2 separate regions of the Homo sapiens genome follow, and region 2 is linked to region 1. Evidence: read pairs that join two places in POLR2A ChIA-PET (ENCODE). Cell type or tissue: CD4-positive, alpha-beta T cell. All regions are shown on one strand. Links, peaks and the distances in the headings refer to the core of each region. The heading gives the core; the rest is flanking DNA. Region 1 has its middle 6.2 kb from the start of FAM241B. Region 2 has its middle 29 kb from the start of HK1.

Evidence for each region. Peaks named below come from ENCODE experiments on the same cell type or tissue, not always from the same donor. Only the 100,000 strongest peaks of a DNase experiment are listed, where the experiment ranks them.
Region 2: POLR2A ChIA-PET joins it to region 1 with 5 read pairs; 2 of 35 experiments call an interaction of 5 or more read pairs at or near these places.

Annotation. Positions count from the first base shown.
Region 1 is chr10:69,621,251-69,626,782 of GRCh38, forward strand. No RefSeq gene overlaps it. Among named protein-coding and RNA genes, the nearest start is that of FAM241B, 6.2 kb to the right of the region's middle. In CD4-positive, alpha-beta T cell, for the core only: no CTCF peak of the experiment used is centred there; a DNase peak (open chromatin) is centred at 3,341; H3K27ac peaks cover 276 bases.
Region 2 is chr10:69,286,873-69,292,035 of GRCh38, forward strand. It overlaps a transcript of HK1 not described here. Among named protein-coding and RNA genes, the nearest start is that of HK1, 29 kb to the right of the region's middle. RefSeq lists an enhancer at 4,305-4,805. In CD4-positive, alpha-beta T cell, for the core only: no CTCF peak of the experiment used is centred there; no DNase peak of the experiment used is centred there; H3K27me3 peaks cover 192 bases.

The sequences.
Region 1 (5,532 bases), core at 533-5,532:
AATTTTTACTTATTTAACAAAGCTCATGTACTGTGTACTGGATGCCTAAGACCTATTAATCCTCACATTAGGTATTATCATCCCTATTTTGCACATGAGACCATCAAGGGACAGAGAGATTAAGCAAACTGCACAAGATCACACAGCAAGTAGAGGATTTGAATCCAAGCGAACTGGCCTCAGAGGCCATACACTTAATACCTGCCTAGGCTGCTTCTAATGGAAGAACAGACCCATTTGACCACCACCAGATAAACTGACTCCTTCCTCAGTTCTGTTCCTCTGAATTCTCTGTGCAGTTCCACAAATTATTATAAAGTGAAAGTCTGTGAAACCACTAGCCAGGTCAGGAAATTGAGCACCGCCAGCACCTCAGTCTCCCTGCCCATCGTGTGCAAGCCTTTTTCTGGGCACAGCTTCTCCTGTACCCTAGAGCTAACCATTACATTTTCAGTAATAATTTCATTGCATTTCTTTGTACTTTTAGCACCCCAGTATGCATCCTTAGACAATATAATTCAATTTTACTCTCCTTTGATCTTTATATAAATGAAACCATGCAGTAAAATTTATTTTGCTTTTGGCTTCTTTTGTTCAATATAATATTTTTCTATTCAACTATAGTATTGCATATAGTTGGTGTTCATAGCCTTTACTACTCTATAGTATTATATTGTATACTATAATTTATCGATTTTACTCTGACAGACATTTGAATTGTTTTCCAGCTTCTATTATGAAAAATGCTTGTATATATGACATGGTGCACATGACCATTCACTTTTGTGTCCTGGGTCATGAAGAATGCAAATATTCCCCCTTCCTAGGCAATTCCAAATGGTTTTTCAAAGTGGTTGTACCAACTTACACATCCACTGGCAGCGTATGGAAACTCTCATTGCTGTAACTCAGCACCAATACTTGGTGTTGTCAGACTTGGTAATTAGAGTCTATCTATTCTATCTATCTGATGAATGTGTGGAAGTATCTTGTGAAGGTTTTAATTTGTATTTCTCTGATTGTTAATGATGCTGGGCACTTTTTCAAAACTTTATTGGCCATTTGGGTTTCTTTCTTTTGTAATGTACCTGATCAAATCTTTTGCCCACTTTTTTACGGATTGTCTATTTTCTTATTCATTTTAGAGGCTCTCTGTATATTCTGGATATGAATCATTTGTGGCTCTATGTATTGCAAAAAACCTTTTCTTGGGCACGGAGCTGCCTTTTTACTTAAAAAAAGTCTTGATCAATGAGTTCTTAATGTAAATTTAATGTAATAAAATTTATCAATCATTTTCTTTATGGTTGGCATTTCTTATAATGTGTTCAGAAAATTTCTCCTACTCTGAGGTCTAGAATATCTATATTTATATTTATACATATGATTTATATTCTAAATCCTTTGTGTTTTGCCTTTCATATTTAGGTCAATGATACAAGAATTTATTTTTGGTATATGTACAAATATATTAGGTAGGGGTCCAATTTCATTTTTTTTCTTACAGGAATACCCAATTATCACAGCACCATTTATTTAAAAGATTCCTTTTCCTATGTTCTGCACTTCCACTTTGCCATAAATCCCAGTTTATGGGTTTGTTTCTAGACTCTATCTACTGATTGGTCATTTTGTTATTCCTGTACCTAGGTCATAGTGTCTTAATCTCTTAATTTCTATAACCTTAAGATTGAATGTCTGCTTCCAGGAAGATGGAGAAAATATACTTTTTTATATTCCTCCTCAGTACAACTAAAAACTCTGAACGTTAGGTGTAAAACAAACATAAGAAGACTTTGAAAGATGGACAGAAGAAGGCAGGCAGTTTGGGGGCTTTGGAATCTGAAGAAAGACACAACACGGGGTGAATTCCGTGAGTTTGCCTTCTGGCTCATATGTCCCGGATTAGCAGCTGAAGAAGCTAGCAACCTGGAAGCAGCCAAGTGTATAGATAACAAAAGCCCCCTAAAAGCCACCTCTTTCTAGCCAAAGTACTAGGAAAGGTACCTAGAAAGACTAAAAGTTTTTAGCCAATAGCTGCTTTACTTTAGCCAAACACCACAGGAAAAACTCACACCTGCAAAGACCAAGTGGCAAGCCTAGACTTACACCTTTTTAAGGCCATAACAAGCCATCCAGAACCCCTGCTGGAATGGTGTTAGAGGCTGAATAGGAAGTCAGTACCTTAGTCTTCCTTATCTGGTAATGTATCTCTCCCCCACCATGATGTCAGTGGAGACAATCTGGGGAATAGGAAACCCCATACCCCTTAGCAGTAATGAGGAGCACTCCCTCCCCATAACTTGGGTGTCTATGAGGCTGAGTGGGAAACCTTGGCTTCTACCTCCACAGATCATGAATGATGCAGTGCCTCTCCTTTCCCTGATGGAGCACTGACAGAAAAAGCTAGCTAAAACAGAAAGTTTAATAAGAGCCAGAGTCTCATAATATAATGCAAAAAATCCAGATTTTATTAGAAAATCACTTGTCAAAACTAAGAACTAGGAAGGCATCAAATTGAATGAAAAAGACATTAGTAGATGGCAACACTGAAAGACAGAGGTGTTAGAATTATCTGACAAAGATTTTAAAGCAACCAAAATATAAATGTTTTATTGGGCAATTATGAACACGCTTGAAGTAGTGACAAAATAGAAAGCCTCAACAATAGAGTAGAAGACATAAAAAAGAACTAATGGAAAGGAGAAATGGAAAAGTATAATAATTCAAATAAAAGGCTGAGCAGATGGGCTCAACAGCAGAATGGAATCAGTGAGCTGGAAGATATTTAATAGAACAATACAAATTGCCCAGTCTGAACAAATAGGCAGAAAATAGACTAAAACCAAACAAACAAACAGGAAAACCCAGAGCCTCAGGGACCTGTAGGACTACAACAAAAGATTTAACATTTGTGTCACTGAAGACACAGAAGGAGAGGAGGAGAGTGAGGCTAAAAAGTAGTCAAATAAATAATGGCTAAAAACTTTCCAAATTTGGCAACAGATATAAATCTACTGATTCAAGAACAGAGTGAATCCCAAATAGGAAAATTCCAAGGAAATCCATCTGAAACACATCATAATTAAACTTCTGAAAAATCAAAGACAAAGAAAATACCTTGAAAGCAGCCAAGGGAAAAAATGACACCTTATCCTTAGGGGAAAACAATTCAAATAACAGCAGATTTTTCATTAGATACCATGGAGGCTAGAGGGAAATGGTACAATATTTTTCAGGTGTTGAAAGAAAGAACTGTCAACACTAGTGAAAATATCTAGTCAACACTAGAACTCTCTCTCTAGTGAAAATATTCTTCGTGAATGCAGAGTATATCAAGACAATCACAGATGAAAGAAAACGAAAGTAATTTGTTACCAGACCTACCCTAAAACAAAAAGGCTAGAGGAAGTTCTCCAAATAGAAAGGAAACAATATAAGAAAGAAACTTAGAATAGTAGGAAAGAAAAAAATAACATGGTAAGCAAAAATATGAGGAAGTACAATAAACTTTCCTTTTACTTTTGAATTTTATAAATTATATTTGTCTGTTAAAGCAAAAATTATAACACTGATGTGGCTCAAAACACATGTAGAGAGAATCTTTCAGTCAATTACAGTATAACGGGGCGAGTAAAGGAACATAAAGGGAAGCAGGTTCTTACATTTCACCCAAATGAATAAAATGTTGACCCCAGTGGACTGTGATAAGTTGTACATATATTATATCCAGAGTAACTACTAAATAAGCTATACAAAGAGATATACATAATAAAATACTATCGATAAATCAAAATGGAATTTTAAAAAGTGTTCAAGTAACCCACAGGATTACAGGAATGAAAAAAAACAAAAACAAAAACAGAGAAATGACAAACAGAACAAACAGAAACAAAAAATAAATTGGCAATTTAAGCCCTAATGTGTCACTAATTACATTAAATGTAATGGTCTAAATAATCCAAATAAAAGGCAGTCTGGCAGAGTGGATTAAAAACATGATCCACCTATATTCTGTGTATAAGAAATTCTCTTCAAATATAACAATTTAGGCAAGTTGAAAGTAAAATGATGGAAAAAGGTATATTATGCAAACATGAATTAAAGAAAAGCAGGACTTCAGAGCAAGAAAAATTACCAGAGATGGAAAGAGACATTATGTATGATGAAACAATCAATCCACCAAGAAGACATATCAAAACTAAATGTGTACGTACCAAACAACAGAGCTGCAAAACATGTGACGCAAAAACTGGCAGGAGAAATAGACAAATGTATAATTATTGTTAGAGATATCAATATGTCTCTTTCAACAGTTGATAGAACAATTAGTCAGAAAATCATAAAAAATATACAACACCATCAAACAACAGCATGTAAACAACATTCATAGGCTGGGCATGGCAACTCACACTTGTGATCCCAGCACTTTGGGAGGCTGAGGCAAGAGGATTGCTTGAGCCCAGGAGTTCAAGACCAGCCTGTGCAACATAGCAAGAACCCATCTATATAAAAAATTTTAAAAATTAGCTGGGCACATACCTGTAGTCCCAGCTACTTGGGAAGCTAAGGCAGGAGGTCAAGGCTGCAGAGAGCTGTGATTACGCCACTGCACTCCAGCCTTGATGACAGAGCCAGAACCTGTCACAAAAAAAAAAAAAAGAAAAGAAAAGTAAAGAAAAAGAAAGATTTATGGAACATTCCATCCAAAACCAGCAGAATGGATATTCTTTTCAACCTTCTATGAAACATTCATCAAGATAGACCATATCCTGGGCCCTAGAACAAACCTCAACAAACTTAAAAGAATTGAACTCATACAGAGTGTGTTCTCTGACCACAATGTAATTACTAGAACCAATAATGGAAAGATAACAGGAAATCTCCAACACTTGTAGACTAAATGATCCTTTAACATAATCCATGGACCAAAGGGGAAGTAGCAAAAGAAATTTAAAAATACATATAACTAAATGAAAATGAAAATACACGTCAAAATGTGTGGGGCACAGCTAAAAGTGCTAACAGGGAAATTTATAGCACTAAATGTTTACATTGAAACATCTCAAATCAATAATCTAAACTCCCGACTCAAGAACTTAGAAACAGAAGAACAAAATAAACCCAAAGCAAACAGAAGGAAGGAAATAATAAAGATAAGAGCAGAAATCAATGAAATTGAAAACAGAAAAATAGAAACAGAAGACTCAGTGAAGCAGCGCTGGTTCTTTGAAAAGATCAGTCAATAAGATTGATAAACCTCTAGCAAAAGTGAAAGACACAAGATAGAAGACACAAGTACCAATATCCGGAATGACACAGGGATATCAGTGCCTGCCCTGTAGCCATGTGACTCGTTCTTCACAATGGAATGTGAGGGAAGTAATATGTGCTACACCTACAATACTTTTCTTTAAAAGAAATCACTAGCCCTCATTTCTTCTGTCTCACCTTTCCATGAGCTGCATATGGCGAAGAAGTTGGTGAGGCAGTTTTGACGACGCAAATAAGGGTGGCATCCTAGGGTGTAGG
Region 2 (5,163 bases), core at 1-5,000, 330 kb before region 1:
TAGGGGAACCATCAGTGCCTCTGTCGAGGAAGCTCATAGAGAAACCAGGGACAAATCCTAGAAGGCTTTACGCTTTCAGCCAGGGCTCTCCATATCATTTTGGTTATGCACTCCATCAGTAAAATATTTTTGTAGACACATTGTATTAGTCTGTTTTCGCACTGCTATAAAGAAATGGCCCTCAATTATGTCATAATAACATCACACAAGTATTTCAGTTGAAAAAAAAGAAAAGAAAGAAAAAGAAATGCCCGAGACTGGGTAATTTAAAAAGGAAAGAGGTTTAATTGACTTACAGTTCAGCATGGCTAGAGAGGCCTCAGGAAACTTGTAATCATGGCGGGAAGGCAAAGGGGAAGCAAGGCACCTTCTTCATACGGCTGCAGGAAGGAGAGGTGCAGGGTGAAGGGGGAAGAGCCTCTTATAAAACCATCAGATCTCATGAGAACCCACTCACTATCACAAGAACAGCAGGGGGGGAACCGCCCCCATGATCCAACTCCTTCCACCTGGTCTCTCCCTTGACATGTGGGGATTATGGGGACTATGGGGATTATAATTCAAAATGAGATGTGGGTTGGGACACAAAGCCTAACCATATCACACATTCCTCAGTACATATATTTTAATTATTTTGAGATTATATATCTTTATAAGTCCACTTATGCGAAATGGCCAGAAGGCAAATTCACAGACACAGAAAGTAGATTAGTGGTTGCCAGGGGCTGGGGGAAGGATCGAATGAGAATGGCTGGTAATGGGTATGGGTTTCCTTATAGAGTGATGAAAATTTTCTGGAATTAGTGATGATGGTTGCACAACCTTATGAATATACAGAAAACCACTGAATTATACACTTTAAAGGGTGAGTCTTTTGGTATGTGAGTTATAGCTCATTTTTTAAAAAATCACATATAAATAATGTGTACATTATAAAGAATAGCCTTAAAAAGTTATAGGGTGAGATTTTAAAAGTCGTAAGTAGACTGAATGCAGTGGCTTACACCTGTAATCCCAGCACTTTGGGAGGCTGAGGCAGGGTAATCACTTGAGACCAGGGGTTCAAGACCAGCTTGGGCAACATAGCAAGACACTGTGTCTACAAAAAAAAAAAAAAAATTAAAAATTAGGCTGGCATGGTGGCCCATGCCTGTGGTTGCAGCTACTCAGCAGGCTGAGGCAGGAGGATTGCTTGTGTCCAAGAGTTCAAGTTTGAGGCTGCAGTGTGCTACGATGGCACCACTGCACTCCAACCTGGTCAACGGACTGAGACTCTGACTTGGCCTTTTGGAGATGTCTTTGCTAATTTCCACTTCTATTGGATTTCCTCTCCAAAGCATGACTCTTTCTTTGGACATAGTCATAAGCAGAGAAGGTTGTAGTTGGTGACGAGGTACCACTTCCAGACCAGGCTCCAGGGAATTTCTTCTAGAATGACAGGCTGCCAGAAACCTTGACTGGGTGCAGTAGCTCAGGCCTGTAACCCAGCACTTTAGGAGGCTGAAGTGGGAGGTTTGCTTGAGCCCAGGAGTTCGAAACCAGCCTGAGCAACAGAAGCTGCAGTGAGCTATGATGGCGCCACTGCATTCTAGTCTGGGCAACAGAGCAATACTCTGCCTCAAACAAACAAAAGGAGAAACTTTATGACATTTTACCTGGGTTTACGAATACTCTAGAAATGTGTCTGCACTATGTCTTGGTTCTCAGTATTAGGGTGTTTAGCTTCCTAATTGGTGAGGACAAAAATGAGACCGACAATCCTCTGACCCTGCCTTCTTTGAACTTGGCCTTTCTCTAGGCGTTCAAGACCCAGCTGTTGAGAGTAGAAAAGCAGAAGAAAGGACCCGAGGTCAGCAAGTGCCCTCCCCACAATGGGGCAGATCTGCCAGCGAGAATCGGTAAGCTCTGGTGTTTCTTTCTTTCTTTCTTTTTTTGAGACGTTTTTGTTCCATCGCCCAGGCTGGAGTGTAGTGGCGCGATCTCGGCTCACTATAACCTCTGCCTCCCGGGTTCAAGCGATTCTCCTGCCTCAGCCTCCCAGTAGCTGGGATTACAGGCATGGGCCACCACACCTGGCTAATTTTGTATTTTTTTGTAGAGATGGGGTTTCTCCATGTTGGTCAGGCTGGTCTCAAACTCCTGACCTCAGGTGATCCGCCCACCTCGGCCTCCCAAAGTGCTGGGATTACAAGCCGCTCTGGTGTTTCTTTAGCTTCTCAGAGGGCTCACATGTACCATAGCCTGCTCAACCTGCTCTCCCTGGCAGAGGGGTGTGTTGGGGTCCATCTTAGAGGAGGGAAAACTCTGACCAAGAGCACAGCAGGAAAGCGTCATGAGGCAAGGCAGGAGCCCCCTCAGACCCAGCCTCTAAGTCTTGGTGCAGCAGGGGCCACTTGTGTTCTGACCAAGGGAAGCCCAGAGGATCGTTCTGTATCCCCCTGGTTAATTGCTTTTTAGACAGTTATGCTGTGAAGTCATCAGTGTGTGCTGGAAATAGGAGTTTGGCTTTTTCTTCTCTAAGAGAAGCCCCCTCTGGCTGAATTTTATATTGCCATGTAAAAATGGGCTTCTGCCCATTAAAAAAAAAAATTTTTTTTTTTTTTTTTTTTTTTTTTTTGAGATAGAGTCTCATTCTGTTGCCCAGGCTGGAGTGCAATGGCATGATCTCGGCTCACTGTAACCTCTGCCTCCTGGGTTAAAGTGATTCTTGTGCCTCAGCCTCCCTAGTAGCTGAAATTACAGGCGTGCGCCACCATGCCTGGCTAATTTTGTATTTTTTTGTAGAGATGGGGTTTTGTCATGTTGCCCAGGCTGGTCTCGAAACCCTGGCTTCATATGATCCGCCCACCTCAGCCTCCCGAAGTGCTGGGATTATAGGCGTGAGCTACTGCACCCGGCCAATTTTTTTTTTTTTTTTTTTTAAATTTTAACAGAGACAAGGTCTTACTATGCTTCCCAGGCTGGTGTTGAACTCCTGGCTTCAAGTGATCCTCCCACCTCATCCTCCCAAAGTGTTGGGATTACAGTGTGAGCCACTGTGCCCAGCCCAGAAGCCCGTTCTTACATCTTAAAGAGCTTTGATTCTCCCCCTGGATGTTGAAATAAACCCTGGAAAATGTTTATAGGATAAATTATGTTCTGAGTAGCGGGCTCATTTCAAATTAATCTATGCTGTAGGTGGGTCCCTCTGAAGCAAGGACTACAGCTGTTCCACCCCGCCCCCCACCAACAGAACAATCTGGGAAATTGAGACACAGTGGGCTTGATCTCAAAGACAAACACAGTGCTCATACTAACTGAGTGCCCTGAGCCCAGAACACTCTCAGAGCCCCATTTAAATCACTGCAGTGGCCTGGCCTGTTTGCTTTATGAAGACTTTCCCCTGGTCAGCCCTTGGGTGGCAAATTAATTCCTGATTAGTATCTGAAAGTGGACAATACAAGCTCAAGGAGTTGCTTCCACCTCGAGGCAAGAGGTGAGGGTCTTGGGCACGCCTGGGGTGGTTATCTTTCCCTCAGTCCTACAAGAGTAGCTTACAATGCCCTCTTCAGCTTCTTTGAGAAGGGCTTTGCAAAGTCCAGCTCAGGTGCATCCCTCCTGCCTCCCAGGGTTTTTCGTTTGTTTGTTTGTTGTTGTTGTTTTTGAAACAGAATTTCACTCTTATTGCCCAGGCTGGAATGCTATGGTGCAATCTTGGCTCACTACAACCTCTGCCTCCCAGGTTCATGCAGTTTTCCTGCCTCAGCCTCCCCAGTAGCCGGGATTACAGGCTCCCGCCACCACGCCTGGCTAATTTTTTGTATTTTTAGTAGAGACGGGGTTTCGCCAAGTTGGCCAGGCTGGTCTCGAACTCCTGACCTCAGGTGATCCACCCGCCTCAGCCTCTCAAAGTGCTGTGATTACAGGCGTGAACCTCTGTGCTCAGCCCCTCTCAGGCTTTTGAGAGGATTGAATTCTGTCCTGTTCCTAATGCCCAACTGGAAGCTCTCAGCCTCATTCTCCTTTGTGGAATCCAAGGCTCCTGTGTGGTTGTCAGTGGGGAGTGGAGGCCACTAAATACAGAAAATCAAAATTCCTCTTAGCCGTTGGGTCTCTTAGGCCTCTTCCTTTTCTCCTCCTTCACCCCGCAACCAGAGTGAGAAAAGTTTTGCCTGCTCTGGGAAAGAAGGAGCCCTTCTAAACCTGGAAGCTTGTTTGGGATGTCATTGCCACCTCTCATGGCCCCCTTCTTGTGCCCCTGCCTGGCTTTGCCAGTCCCAGGCAGAATGCCACCAGGAATTTAAAGCAGGCCAGGCCAGCCTTGGAGAGGTGGCACAAAGCAGCCAGTGTCACAGGCGCCATGTGGCAGTCAGCAGGTTTGGACTCCTGCACCCAGAGTTCAGTGTCAATCTGACGACAGGCCCTCTTTGGTGCTTGGAGGTCCAGGGAGAGGAGCACAGGTTCTGGGATCTCAGACACAGATGGAAATCCAGCAGCTGGACGTTGATTTGGTCCCATCAATTAGCCCAGAGCAGTTGTAGTTCTTATTGCCTGGAGCCTCTGTCAATCCATGATCTTTATTGTAGCTGCTGCCATTTACCAAGCAAATCCTCTATGCCCACCACTCCCAAAGGCCCAGTGAAGAAGGTGTCATTCCCACTTTACAGATGGGGAAACTGAGGCTTAGAGAGGTTAAATTCCTTTGCCAAGCTTGTACAGCTGGTCCTGGCAGATCCAGGACATAAACTCAGGACTCTCTCACTCCAGGACTGTGCTCTTTCTACCCACCATCAAGCTCAAGGCTGAAAGTGAGGTGTGTGACTCCAACCCTATCTTCCTAAGGATAGATATATTTTGAGTTGTTCCAAGCTTAGAAACTCATGCTCGGGATATTGAAATTTCCACTGTTAGTGTAAGGAAGGGCCAAAAATTGCATGGTCCATTTGGTTTCTTTCTCATAGGTTTCCTGACAATTCCAAGCCCCAGAGAGTATTTTTCCCTGTTGCCTTACTATTAATTCTCATGTAGGCTTGGAAGTATCTGCAAGCCTTCATTAGAGCCATTTCAGCAGGGAGTTGGCTATCATGGGGGTGTCAGTGTAAGGCCTAGGCAGTTTTGGCTTTGGGCATGTGGAAAACCTGCCTGGATTGTTCTGGAAGCTCAGACTGTCTATGGGATGCTATT